Regions from separate parts of the Homo sapiens genome. Here region 1 is linked to region 2. Evidence: chromatin contacts called from ENCODE Hi-C or POLR2A ChIA-PET data. All regions are on one chromosome and are shown on one strand. Each heading gives the region's core, a stretch centred on a gene start or an enhancer-like site at or near the end of the contact. The rest is flanking DNA. Distances are from core to core; before and after follow the strand shown.

Evidence for each region. Hi-C counts contacts between places; a loop is a spot of excess contacts on that map. ChIA-PET counts read pairs that join two places held with the same protein, here RNA polymerase II (POLR2A). Pooled maps may share reads with other maps.
Region 1: POLR2A ChIA-PET joins it to region 2 with 13 read pairs in BJ. The contact joins the promoter of LINC01582 here to the enhancer-like site in region 2. A Hi-C loop is called at or near these places in 5 of 168 maps with a recorded cell type or tissue (adrenal gland, endothelial cell of hepatic sinusoid, endothelial cell of umbilical vein and 2 more) and 5 of 50 pooled maps. POLR2A ChIA-PET finds 5 or more read pairs at or near these places in 2 of 52 experiments (BJ and MCF 10A).

The regions. Positions count from the first base shown.
Region 1 is chr15:98,086,625-98,093,101 of GRCh38, forward strand. LINC01582 (long intergenic non-protein coding RNA 1582) reads right to left here and starts at 2,129. Exons shown (of 4, transcript NR_120325.1): 1 at 2,074-2,129. RefSeq lists an enhancer at 5,192-5,753.
Region 2 is chr15:98,034,342-98,040,049 of GRCh38, forward strand. No RefSeq gene overlaps it. Among named protein-coding and RNA genes, the nearest start is that of LINC02251, 34 kb to the left of the region's middle. Within about 2 kb of position 1,495, at least 3 of the 41 ENCODE cell types and tissues checked have a DNase peak (open chromatin) inside an H3K27ac peak, as active enhancers do.

The DNA of each region.
Region 1 (6,477 bases), core at 879-3,378, 53 kb after region 2:
TAAGCATCCTTATAGGAACTCTCCACATATTAACTCATTTTATATAGTCACAACCAACCTATGAGATGAGTACTATTAATATGCCCAGTTCATAAAAGAAAGCTGATACACAGACAAGTAACTTGCCAAAGGCCACAAACCCGTAAGTAGCAAAGCCAGGATGTGAACCCCCCCAAAAATCATATTCCAGAGCACTCTGTTCTTCATACAGAGAGATATGACTATTATTTAGATCATTAATTTTTTAAAAATCAAGGAGTGAAGTCAGCATAAATGATGGAAATAAAGACTAACAAAACTTCTGTTCTCCACAGAAACAAGGAGAAAGTTGGCAAAGATTATTAGAATCAACTTTTCCAGAACTCTAGAAATTGACCTCTAGAAATTGACCAAAGACTTGTAGCAACTCAAGAAGCATGTATTTAAGAAAACCAGCCAATTCTCAATAAGAACAGTAAGCTTTGTGGCATTTTACCTTGATTCACTCTCATGCCTCACTTTCCTTTCCTGCAGTGGCCTTGAAAAATGACACCCCACATTCCTGGAGCGGTACTGGAGCCACCAGAGTGAGCAGAATGAAGCTGTTTTTAAAGCCTCATTCCCAAAGATTTGTCCTTTCGGAACTGTCTCGTCAGACCTGTCTGGTAATACTCTGGAAGACTCCACATGCAAGATTGTCTGTATTTGACCTGACTTGGAGATTTACTGGTTTCTGGTATTTACAGAAATCTCTGTCCTATCCTTACTCAACAACCAAGCTAACCAAATAGAGACTTCAGTTGCCACAAGTAACAAAGAGTACAGACTTTGTAGAATTAGTTCAAAAAAATTATTAAATATACAAAACAGCTAAAAAATTGCAGCACCAACAATATACTCTGGGGAGGGAGATAATGATTTTAAGAGGTGTCACAATGTATTATTTTAAGTAGTCATCAACAGAAATTACAAGGCATGTAAAGAAACAAAGTATGGCTCTATAATAGGAAATTAAGCAACTAATAGAAACGGTTCCGAGAAAGTACAGACTTTAGTCTTACTAGAAAATACTTTAAAATTGGTTATTTTAAATGTGCTCCAAGAGCTAACAGAATGTGTGTCTAAACAACTGCAGTAAATTATGAAAACAATGTCTCACCAAATGCAAATATTCACAAAGGGATCGAAATTACATATTTTTGAAAAATTTATAGAAATTCTGGAGTTAAAAAGTACAACTAAAATGAAAATTTCACTATAGGAGCTGAGCACAAAATTTGAAGAAGCAGAAGAGAGTATAGCAAACTTGAAGATAGGTCAATTGATATTATCTAGTTTGAAGAACAAGAAGAAAGAAAATGAACACAGCTTTGGAGGCCTTTGGGACATCAGCAACAAAGCAAGATGTAGATTAGAAGAACTTCAGAAAGAAGGGAGACAGAGAAAGGGATAGAAAGAATATTTGAAGAAATAACGAATCAAAACTTCCCAAACTTGATGGAAAACATCAATCTACATATCTAAGAAGCTCAACAAACTGCAAGTAGAGTAAACTCAAAGAGATACACAGTCAGACACATCATAATCAAACTGTTGAGAGAATCTTGAAAGCACGAGAGAGAGACAAGTCATGTTCAAGGATCCTCAGTAAGCTGATTTCTCACCATAAACCACGGAGGCCAGAAGATACTGGATGACATATTCAAAGAGCTGACCAATGTCAACAAAGAATTCTATGTCCAGCAATATTATCCTTCAAAAATAAAGAAAAAATTGGGACGCGGGGGCCCAGAGCTTTCGGGCAGGCCCAGCCATTGAAACCCGAGACGCGGGGAGGAGCTGTCGCTGCGCTCCGGGAGGAACGAGGGCGGCCCTGGGCCTGGCCAGAGCGGCTCCCCTTACCTGTGACTCAACAGGCGGCCTCAGCCTCCATCCTCGGGCTAGGCTGGCGCCGCGCCCCGCCCCGGAGGCTGTCCCTGTGCCCCTGGCGTCCTCCTCCCTCTCCCATTCCTCCCCAGGGGCTGCCCCCATTCCCCGCTCCCCGGCCCCTTCCCCTCCCCCAGGGTCACCACCCAAGTCTTCCCAGCTACCAACCCCTGGCTCCCCAGAGAGTTTGCAAAGATTGTGGGCTCCACCTTCCCTCCTGATTCGCCACCCGCAGGAGAATTTACTATTTCTCTTTCATTTGTGGGGAGAAGACACCGTTAACGCCCCCACCCCCCGCTCACACGCCCACCCTCGCCGGTGCCCCGGGCCTGAACGCGGCACATCTCAACCCCCTCCCACGCCCCTTCACACTTCTATTATTTCTGTTTCTTTGGACAAGAATCATTTGCGTTAATGATTTTTTTTTGAAAACGTTCAAGTTTCACTCCAGTAAGCTTCCTAGAAGGAAGGAGGAGGTGAGGGAGGAGAGAGAAGGAAGAGGAGGAGGAGGAGGCTTTGGCTGCAGCTGCGGCGAAGGCGGTTTTGGCGACTTTGGCGGCGAAAATTTAGACAGTTGAAAAATAGGCCAAAGCACACTGAACCTGCAGGACATCCCGTAATCTTTTCTGCCCATTTCAAAGTCTTTCCCTGTCCTCACCCAACTATTACAGGCCGCTTTTGCTGAAACCTGACAATGTCATTTAGTAAATGTTCAGCTAGTATTCATTTGAAATAGAAATAACCAACAGCAGGTAATTTCTTCTTGGCCTGTTTCTGCGTGTTATCCAAGGGGAGGTGGAATACAGTGGTGGTTTTAAAATGCCAGCAGCCTAGGAACCCAAAGGCCTCAGCAGCCTGGCACCTCCCCACCCCCCTGCGGCTCTTAGGGGCCGAAAGATTGAGGGTCGTGATCAACTCAGTATACCACTGGAGGCCACGTGAGTAAGCAGCAAACTGTTTCTCATGAGAGCAGGGTGTTGGCAAACTGACAACCTGTGTCTGCCGCCCAGAAGGACTGCTGAGGGCAGTCACCACCCAGGTGCAAGTGTTTAGGATTAGACACAACTGAAGCCTGTTAGTAATGAGAACTTGTGATAATCAAACAGCTGACCAGTCTTAGGGCCTCCTCCCTGCTCATTCTCCCAATGAATGCGAAGGGCTGTGGAAGCTCGGGGGGCTGCCTTCGCTCACTAGAAGCAGGGAGCTCCCTTCTTCCCGGTTTCCCCTTCCTTTAAAACAGATTTTTTTAATCATTTCTACGTTTGTCCTTTCGTTCAGTCCTGTAATGACGGTCTCAAGTAGTAACAATAACTGTCGTAGTGACGGTCTCAAGTAGTAACAGTAATAACTGTCATAGTGACGGTCTCAAGTAGTAATTGTGGCAGTCAGCCACAGACACACAGGACTAAAGGTTCATTAATGTCTGCTGTAAAAATGTAGAATATATTTCTTCAAGGTCTGAAGAAGTATACATTTTTTGATGTACGTTTTTGTCACATTTTTTAAAGTTCTCTTGTTTTTAAAAAATAACATGTATAGGGCCGGGCGCAGTGGCTCACGCCTGTAATCCCAGCACTTTGGGAGGCGCAGGCGGATGGACCACCAGGTCAGGAGATAGAGACCATCCTGGCTAACACGGTGAAACCCCGTCTCTACTAAAAATACAAAAAAAATTAGCCGAGCACCGTGGCGGGTGCCTGTAGTCCCAGCTACTCCGGAGGCTGAGGCAGGAGAAGGGTGTGAACCCGGAAGGCGGAGCTTGCAGTGAGCCAAGATCGCGCCACTGCGCTCCAGCCTGGGCGACAGAGCGAGACTCCGTCTCAAAACAAATTACATGTATAGTGAACAGTTCCTTTAAAATACGTGTGTGTGTGTGTATACAGCATATATAAAGAATAATGAACTGAAAAGTTCCCTGCTTCTCATTCAACTATTTCCAAAGTCAGTATTAGTCAAATACCTTCTTTCCTTTTAGTTTGAGTTTTGTGTCTCACATGAGTAACTTTAAACTACTCCAAAACTAGAAAATAATTCTTCTAAATTTACCTCCAGTACTTTTACTGTCTTGATTTTCAGATTTGAATTTTAATCCAATCATAATTCACTGACCTATATGGCATAAGGAATGGATCTAGCTATATCTCATGGTTCCCACACCATTAAATGGTATATTCTTTCTGCTACTAATTTGAATTATCTCTTTAACTATATATTAAATTCTCATACACATTCTAGCTATTTGATTGACAGTTTTCCTATTTCTACAACAATATTGCACTATTTTAATTACCCTAGCTTTTAACATATATTTGGATATCTGGGAAGGCAAGCCAGTTGCATCTAGTCTTTTAACATTGGTTTGCATTAACATTTTTAAAGTTTTGAACCTTCCCATTACAGAACATGGCATCCTTTCATTTATTCGGGTCTTCTATGTTTTTTTTCCTAAAGTTCCAGGTTTTTTTTCTTTTTTTTTTTTTTTTTGGAGACGGACTTTCGCTCTTGTTGCCTAGGCTGAAGTGCAAAGGTACAATCTCCGCTCATTGTAACCTCCGACTCCTGGGTTCAAGCCATTCTCCTGCCTCAGCCTCCCAAATAGCTAGGATTACAGGCACGAATCACCACGCCCGGCTAATTTTTGTATTTTTAGTAGAGAACAGGGTTTCACCACGTTGGCCAGGCTTGTCTGGAACTCCTGACCTCAGGTGATCCACCTGCCTCGGCCTCCCAAAGTGCTGGGATTACTAGCGTGAGCCACCGCACCCCGCCAGTTCCACAGTTTTCCACAAAGGCATCTCATACATTTCTTGCCATGTTTATTCCTAGAGATTTCTGATATTTGCAGGGCATTGTGGATGGGCTCTTTTCCCCAATTACATTAGAATTAGTTATTGCTGATATATAAGAAAACTCTTAGGCCCCGAGAGGTGGCTCCCACCTGTAATCTCAACACTTTGGGAGGCCAAGGCAGGAAGCTCACTTGAGGCCAAGAGTTCAAGACCAGCCGGGGGAGGAGCCAAGATGGCCGAATAGGAACAGCTCTGGTCTACAGCTCCCAGCGTGAGCAACGCAGAAGACGGGTGATTTCTGCATTTCCATCTGAGGTACCGGGTTCATCTCACTAGGGAGTCCAGACAGTGGGCGCAGGCCAGTGGGTACGTGCACTGTGCGCCAGCCGACTCAGGGCGAGGCATTGCCTCACTCGGGAAGTAAAAGGGGTCAGGGAGTTCCCTTTCCTAGTCAAAGAAAGGGATGACGGACAGCACCTGGAAAATCGGGTCACTACCACCCGAATACTGTGCTTTTCCACGGGCTTAAAACACGGCGCACCAGTAGATTATAACCCGCACCTGGCTCGGAGGGTCCTACGCCCACGGAGTCTCGCTAATTGCTAGCACAGCAGTCTGAGATCAAACTGCAAGGCGGCAGCGAGGCTGGGGGAGGGGCGCCCGCCATTGCCCAGGCTTGCTTAGGTAAACAAAGCAGCCGGGAAGCTCGAACTGGGTGGAGCCCACCACAGCTCCAGGAGGCCTGCCTGCCTCTGTAGGCTCCACCTCTGGGGGCAGGGCACAGACAAACAAAAAGACAGCAGTAACCTCTGCAGACTTAAATGTCCCTGTCTGACAGCTTTGAAGAGAGCAGTGGTTCTCCCAGCACGCAGCTGGAGATCTGAGAACGGGCAGACTGCCTCCTCAAGTGGGTCCCTGACCCCTGACCCCCGAGCAGCCTAACTGGGAGGCACCCCCAAGTAGGGGCAGACTGACACCTCACATGACCCCGTACTCTAACAGACCTGCAGCTGAGGGTCCTGTCTGTTAGTTTTCCTTCTAACAAACAGAAAGGACATCTACACCAAAAACCCATCTGTACATCACCATCATCAAAGACCAAAAGTAGATAAAACCACAAAGATGGGGGAAAAAACAGAACAGAAAAACTGGAAACTCTAAAAAGCAGAGCACCTCTCCTCCTCCAAAGGAACGCAGTTCCTCACCAGCAACGGAACAAAGCTGGACGGAGAATGACTTTGACGAGCTGAAAGAAGAAGGCTTCAGATGATCAAATTACTCCGAGCTACAGGAGGACATTCAAACCAAAGACAAAGAAGTTGAAAACTTTGAAAAAAATTTAGAAGAATGTATAACTAGAATAACCAATACAGAGAAGTGCTTAAAGGAGCTGATAGAGCTGAAAACCAAGGCCCGAGAACTACGTGAAGAATGCAGAAGCCTCAGGAGCCGATGCCATCAACTGGAAGAAAGGGTATCAGTGATGGAAGATGAAATGAATGAAATGAAGCGAGAAGGGAAGTTTAGAGAAAAAAGAAAAAGAAACGAGCAAAGCCTCCAAGAAATATGGGACTATGTGAAAAGACCAAATCTACGTCTGATTGGTGTACCTGAAAGTGATGAGGAGAATGGAACCAAGTTGGAAAACACTCTGCAGGATATTATCCAGGAGAACTTCCCCAATCTAGCAAGGCAGGCCAACACTCAAATTCAGGAAATACAGAGAAATCCACAAAGATACTCCCTGAGAAGAGCAACTCCAAGACACATAATTGTCAGATTC
Region 2 (5,708 bases), core at 245-2,744:
TCTAGGACTTTCAATCCCCCTCCTGCTGTTAAAGTCTTGACCTCCTACATGATGTGAGTTTTTGAACTTACCCAGATCTGCTGTCAATTCGGTTCCTGAGAACTGTGCTATGTTTTCCCCTGGGGCTCTCTCCAGTCTCACTTCTTAACTCTCCTCAAGTTCCCTTTACCACCAACCCTAATAGAAAAGAAGGGATGGGACAGGCCATCCTCTGGGGATCACCAGAATAAGAAACTTCAATCCACAAATGATCAAAGACAATTCACTCTGCAAACGTCTGGACAGACATGAGAAGGAACAAGAATAAAACTACCACTCATCCATTAGCATGCATTTTTTTATGATTAAGGTGTTTATCATAGCAACAAAACTAAAACAAAATGAAAAACGAACCAACCAAGTGTTCAGTAAAAAGGGATGGGTTAAGTAAATCCCGATACATAATTACATCGTAATGCTATGTACCACTCAAAGCTATGATATGGAAGAATATTTAATGGCATAGAACAATGTTCATGATGTATTGCTAAACAAAAAAAAGTTTACAATACGAATCCTACACACACATGCAGGCACATGTGCAAACATGCATGCACACACACAAGTATGCACACGTGCAGACACAGGCATACATAAGTAGCTATGTAGTTATAATATACATAAAGAAAACAAAAGACTGGTAAGAGCCACACATCAAAATGTCAAGTGCTTATCATTACATATGATTTTTGCTAATTTTACTTGATTTTTAATGATCAGATTATATACCATTTTCTTTTTTTTTTTTTTTTACCTTCAAGTTATGAACTATTGTGACATATACCAGTTTTGTTTTGTTTTGTTTTTTTCCCAAGACAGAGTCTTGCTCTGCCACCCAGGCTGGAGTGCAGTGGCCCGATGTCGGCTCACTGTAACCTCTGCCTCCCAGGTTCAAGCAGTTCTCCTGCCTCGCCCTCTGGAGTAGCCGGGACTACCAGTGCAGGCCACCACGCCTGGCAAATTTTTATTTTTGTAGTCAGAGTTTTGCCATTTTGCCCAGGCTAGTCTCAAACTGTTGAGTTTAGGTGATCTACCCACTTCAGCCTCCCAAAGTGCTGGGATTATAGGCATAAGCCACCGTGCCAGGTGCCTGACATATACCACTTTTTAAAGGTGATTTTTTTAAAAAATGAAACTTCAGAGCCGCTCATCCCCCTACTTCCTTGCCTCTCTGAAAAATCTCTTGTGCTTTGAATCTCTGAGCTAAATGATCTTGTCTGCCCCTGGGCTATTGCTAAAGGACAGTGACCTCATTATCAATCACAGAAATCAAGGCACAAACTGCCAGCAGACTGAGCTTTGAGCTCAGAGCTTCTGCCTGGTTCCCTGTGCGTGAACACAAACTACATAACCTCATGTTGGGTCAAGAGAAGCCCACTTTCTTTACTCAGTCATTCTAGACAGCAGTAAGCTGCTTTCTATGCATGATTTCCAGTTACCTTGCAAGACGGTGCAAAACTGACTGCTTGGGCAGGCCTAGGCCAGGTGAGGAGAGAGAACCTTTAGTCCAAACCACATTGTTTACCTCTGATTCACATGCAACAGAGCCTGCTGATCATGCAGAAATGAGTAGTTCCATTACAAGAATTTTCTAGTTAAAAGCTAATCTATGTTTAATTTTAAATTTAATTTCAAATTTTAAAAAATTCAAGAGAAATATTTTAAAAGTTATTTTACACTTTCTTGCCTTGGTAAGCAAATTAAATCTAGTGCATTTATTTTGATGAATACTAATTATAATTAATTCTTCTCCACTCTAAGCGATGCTAATGTGGTGTACAATCTTATACCATGCAGGCCAAAACCCCTTGCCTTTCATGTCTTTTCTGCGTTCATCTCCTCCTTCACTGTTAAGAAGACATTTCATGTTCTGTTTCAGTCAGATGGAGCTGCTATGACAAGATACCATAGGCCAGGCAGATTAAACAACAGAAATTTTTTTCTAGAAATTCAGGGGGTCTAGGAAGTCCAAGGTCAATGTATGGACAAATCTTATGTCTTTTGAGCGATCGCTGGTGGAGACAGTGAGCTTTACTCTTTCTCTTCTTATAAAGACACTGATTTCATTATGGTGGCTCCAGTCTCACAAACTCATCCAAACCTAATCACCTTCTAAAGGACCCACCTCCTCTGCAGGGTAGGGCTTCATCATATGCATTTTGGGGGCTGCAAGCATACAGCCCATAACACCACCTACAGAGGGAAAGTGTTAATTTCTGACCTCCTTTATAATTCTTCACTTTTGATATTATCTTAATTGTGACAACAGAGAAACAACTCCTTAATATTGTTTTAATGGATAAGTAAATAAGTTCTGAATAAATCTTTAAGGTTTTGCGTGTTAATGTTTTCACCTATGGGTTTTTGTCTATACGTTCAATCTGGTTTGGTCAGAATTTTTTTTTTATTATTTACTGGCTTTTGTTCATTCTTCAGCTAAAGTAGAGGATAAATGATCTTCAAACACAAGGTGTCCACCTGTCTTTTAAACATGGACTTTACTGTTGGTTTGCTTTTATTTTTCATCTTTCCTTAAATAAAATAAATGTTCTTCAATGGGAAAATCTGCGTCCCGTATTTGGTCCTCTACTATTCTGAACACAGAGCAGATGCTTGATAAACACTGCGCAACTGGCAATTCACAGACCTCAAAGACTCTTAACTGTGTAGGCCAGACGTGAAGCCATGAAATAATAAATCAAAGGCACAAGTGTGCATAGCAATATGATGAAAAATTAAATTTCTACGAGAAACTATAATTCCTAAAACAGTGTTTTTTAAATCTGTTTATCTGGGGACTCCCTACCAAAGAACTCTAAAAACTGCATACTAAGTGGTGCATTTATAGATGTACTTCTAAAATGTGTCATGGTTAAGTTTACAAAGTTACAGAGAATATGCTTTTTTGATACATTGTAACTATTGACTTTTAAAAATAAAGCTGATCCTTCATTTTAAATATATCTAATAGAATCTAGATATCACGGTGATTAATCCTTCCATCATCCACTTTAAAAATCTACAAACAAGTTCCTCTTAATAGACAGAAATTTCATTTTTTCTTCTTGAACTCTTATTTGTATTCCACTCACTTGGCATAATTTTATTTCTCTAGGTTGACTTATTACAGTTATTGATAGTATACAATACATAGTCTTCATAAAATTTTACTGAAATGCATATTTAATGAGATAAAGTTTTTAAATTTGTTTTACATATTGCTAAAATGGGATAGAATTAGCTTCCAGGGACAGGGCACAGTGGCTCATGCCTGTAATCCCAGCACTTTAGCAGGCAGATCACTTGAGACCAGGAGTTTGAGACCAGCCTGGCCAACTTGGTGAAACCCTGTTTCTACTAAAAACACAAAAATTAGCCAGGTGTGGTGGCGTACACCTGTAATCCCAGCTGCTTGGGAGGCTGAGACAGGAGAATTGCTTGAGCCCAGGAGGCAGAGGTAGCAGTGAGCCAGGATCATGACACTGCATTCCAGCCTGGGTGACAAAGTAAGACTCCATTAAAAAAAAAAAAAGAATTAGCTACCAGTACTATTTTTTACTTTGATAGATCTACTGAGTAAATGTTCTTTATATATGTAAGTAAACAGGAATGAAATGAGTACTGTTATAGCAGTGTCAGTCTTTTTTTTTTTTTTTTTTTTGAGATGGAGTCTTGCTCTGTTGCCAGGTTGGAGTGCAGTGGCACCATCTCGGCTTCAAACCATATGCCAAAATTCACAAAATAATCCATTTTCAAAAAATGTTTTAATGATCTACCAGCTCTCAACTCAATGAGATCCTTCTTCATTGTTGAGATCAGGGAACTAGACTCGAACTACGTGCAAAAGGATGTGTTACCCAGACATTTGCTTGTCAACACCAATAGTTTACAGTTGTCCTTGCTTGGTGCCCCTGAGGGTTTGCCATACTGGATCCGTGCAGCATGGTAAGATTCTACATGGATGATGGGTGGACGATCTCCTGTCTTTTGAACGATCGCTGATGGAGACAGTGAGCTTTACTCTTTCTCTTCTTATAAAGACACTGATTTCATTATGGTGGCTCCAGCCTCACAAACTCATCCAATGTGGATGCAATGTGGGAGAAGGGTGATTTTGAAAGGGGTGTTAGGAGAGGGGCAACAGAAAACACATTCACAGGCAGGTCACTTTGTGAATGGTGCAAGGTTAATTTTTTTTTTTTTTTTTTGAGAGAGAGAGATAGGGTCTTGCTTTGTCACCCAGGTTGGAGTGCGGTGGTGCAATCATACCTTACTGTAACCTTGAATTCCCAGGCTCAAGAGATCCTCCTGCTTCAGGCTTCCCAGGAGCTGGGACTACAGGTGCATGCTACCACCTCTGGCTATTTTTGTTTGTTTGTTTGTAGACATGGGATCTTGCTATGTTGCCATGATAGGCTAGTCTCAAACTCCTAGCCTCAAGCGATCCTCCTGCCTCAGCTTCCTAAAGTGCTGGGATTATAGGCAGGTACCACTGCTCCTGGCTAGTTGATGTGTTTGTTGTTGTTGTTGTTTTTAATCAATTCCTACTCCCTTTGAAAGTTCAGGTGTAGTCCCTTGAGGAAGATCAATGAAGTAGAAACCTTGGAGAAAGCTTCAGGAAGGAATCTTGAGTTGAGCCTAGTGACAGATGAGATTTAGATAAGCAGAGAAGAGTTGGGAAGATTATCCACCTGAGAGGCACAGAAGGAGCCAAGGCCTTGACTGTAGTGTCCTAACGGAAGGTGCCTGAAGAGACTGGCCTGGAAAAACCCACCACTAAACCCTTTGGCTGTCTAACTCTCATCACAGAGTCTACAGAGATAAACAATATGAACATGACTCTAGATCAGAGATTTAAAAAAAAAAAAAAACTCAAATGCTTATAGGAGCCAGGCAGGTGACAAAAAGTGGAGCAGCTACCGGGAGTATGTCATAGTGCAAAGTATGCACCGAGGGAAGTTGTTCCAGCCAAGTGGTCAGCCTCTACTCAGCAATAGTGGAAAGATGGATGCAGCATCGCAGTGTTTCTATGTTTTCAAGAGAAGTGGAAATCTGGACTGGAATGTAAATCTTCCACAATGGCAAGACGCAACATATTTCTGCCCTGTATCTGTCCTGTGAACATCACTTTGGTACCTCTGCTCTGAACTCTAAATTTTAGCCAAAGATCAAGCCAGAATATCAGAAAGCATCAAAGCTGAATTATTTTGCCCAGTATTAAGGGGAGATGCCAAGAACAAAATAGATGATCAATCCATATTTGACAGCTGAATGGAAGTCTACCTTTAGAAGGCCCTCCTTGACTTCCTTCTACTTGAGAGGTGGCTTGAGATTCATGCTGCTGAAGGGTAGAGTCTACAGTTGCTGCACTAAGTGTCTTTTGCCTGCAGCTGTTCCGTTTTCCTCTCCTTTCGACCAGCAGGAAGAACAGCTGCAATTACACCCACCTTCAGCTCTTCTGTAGGAGCTTGTTCTCTGCAGTTCCTATACTAACATTTCCACAGAGCTACATGTTTTCTTCTTACTGTTATTTGCCCCTGCCTTGGATTTCCTCATGTATTTATTTTATCCCGATGCGCTCTGTGTATTTTGCAAGGCTGCTTGAATCCTTTTTGGAATGACATAGGGTATAAATAAATAAAAGCACTATCTCTGGAGCCCATCTCTTT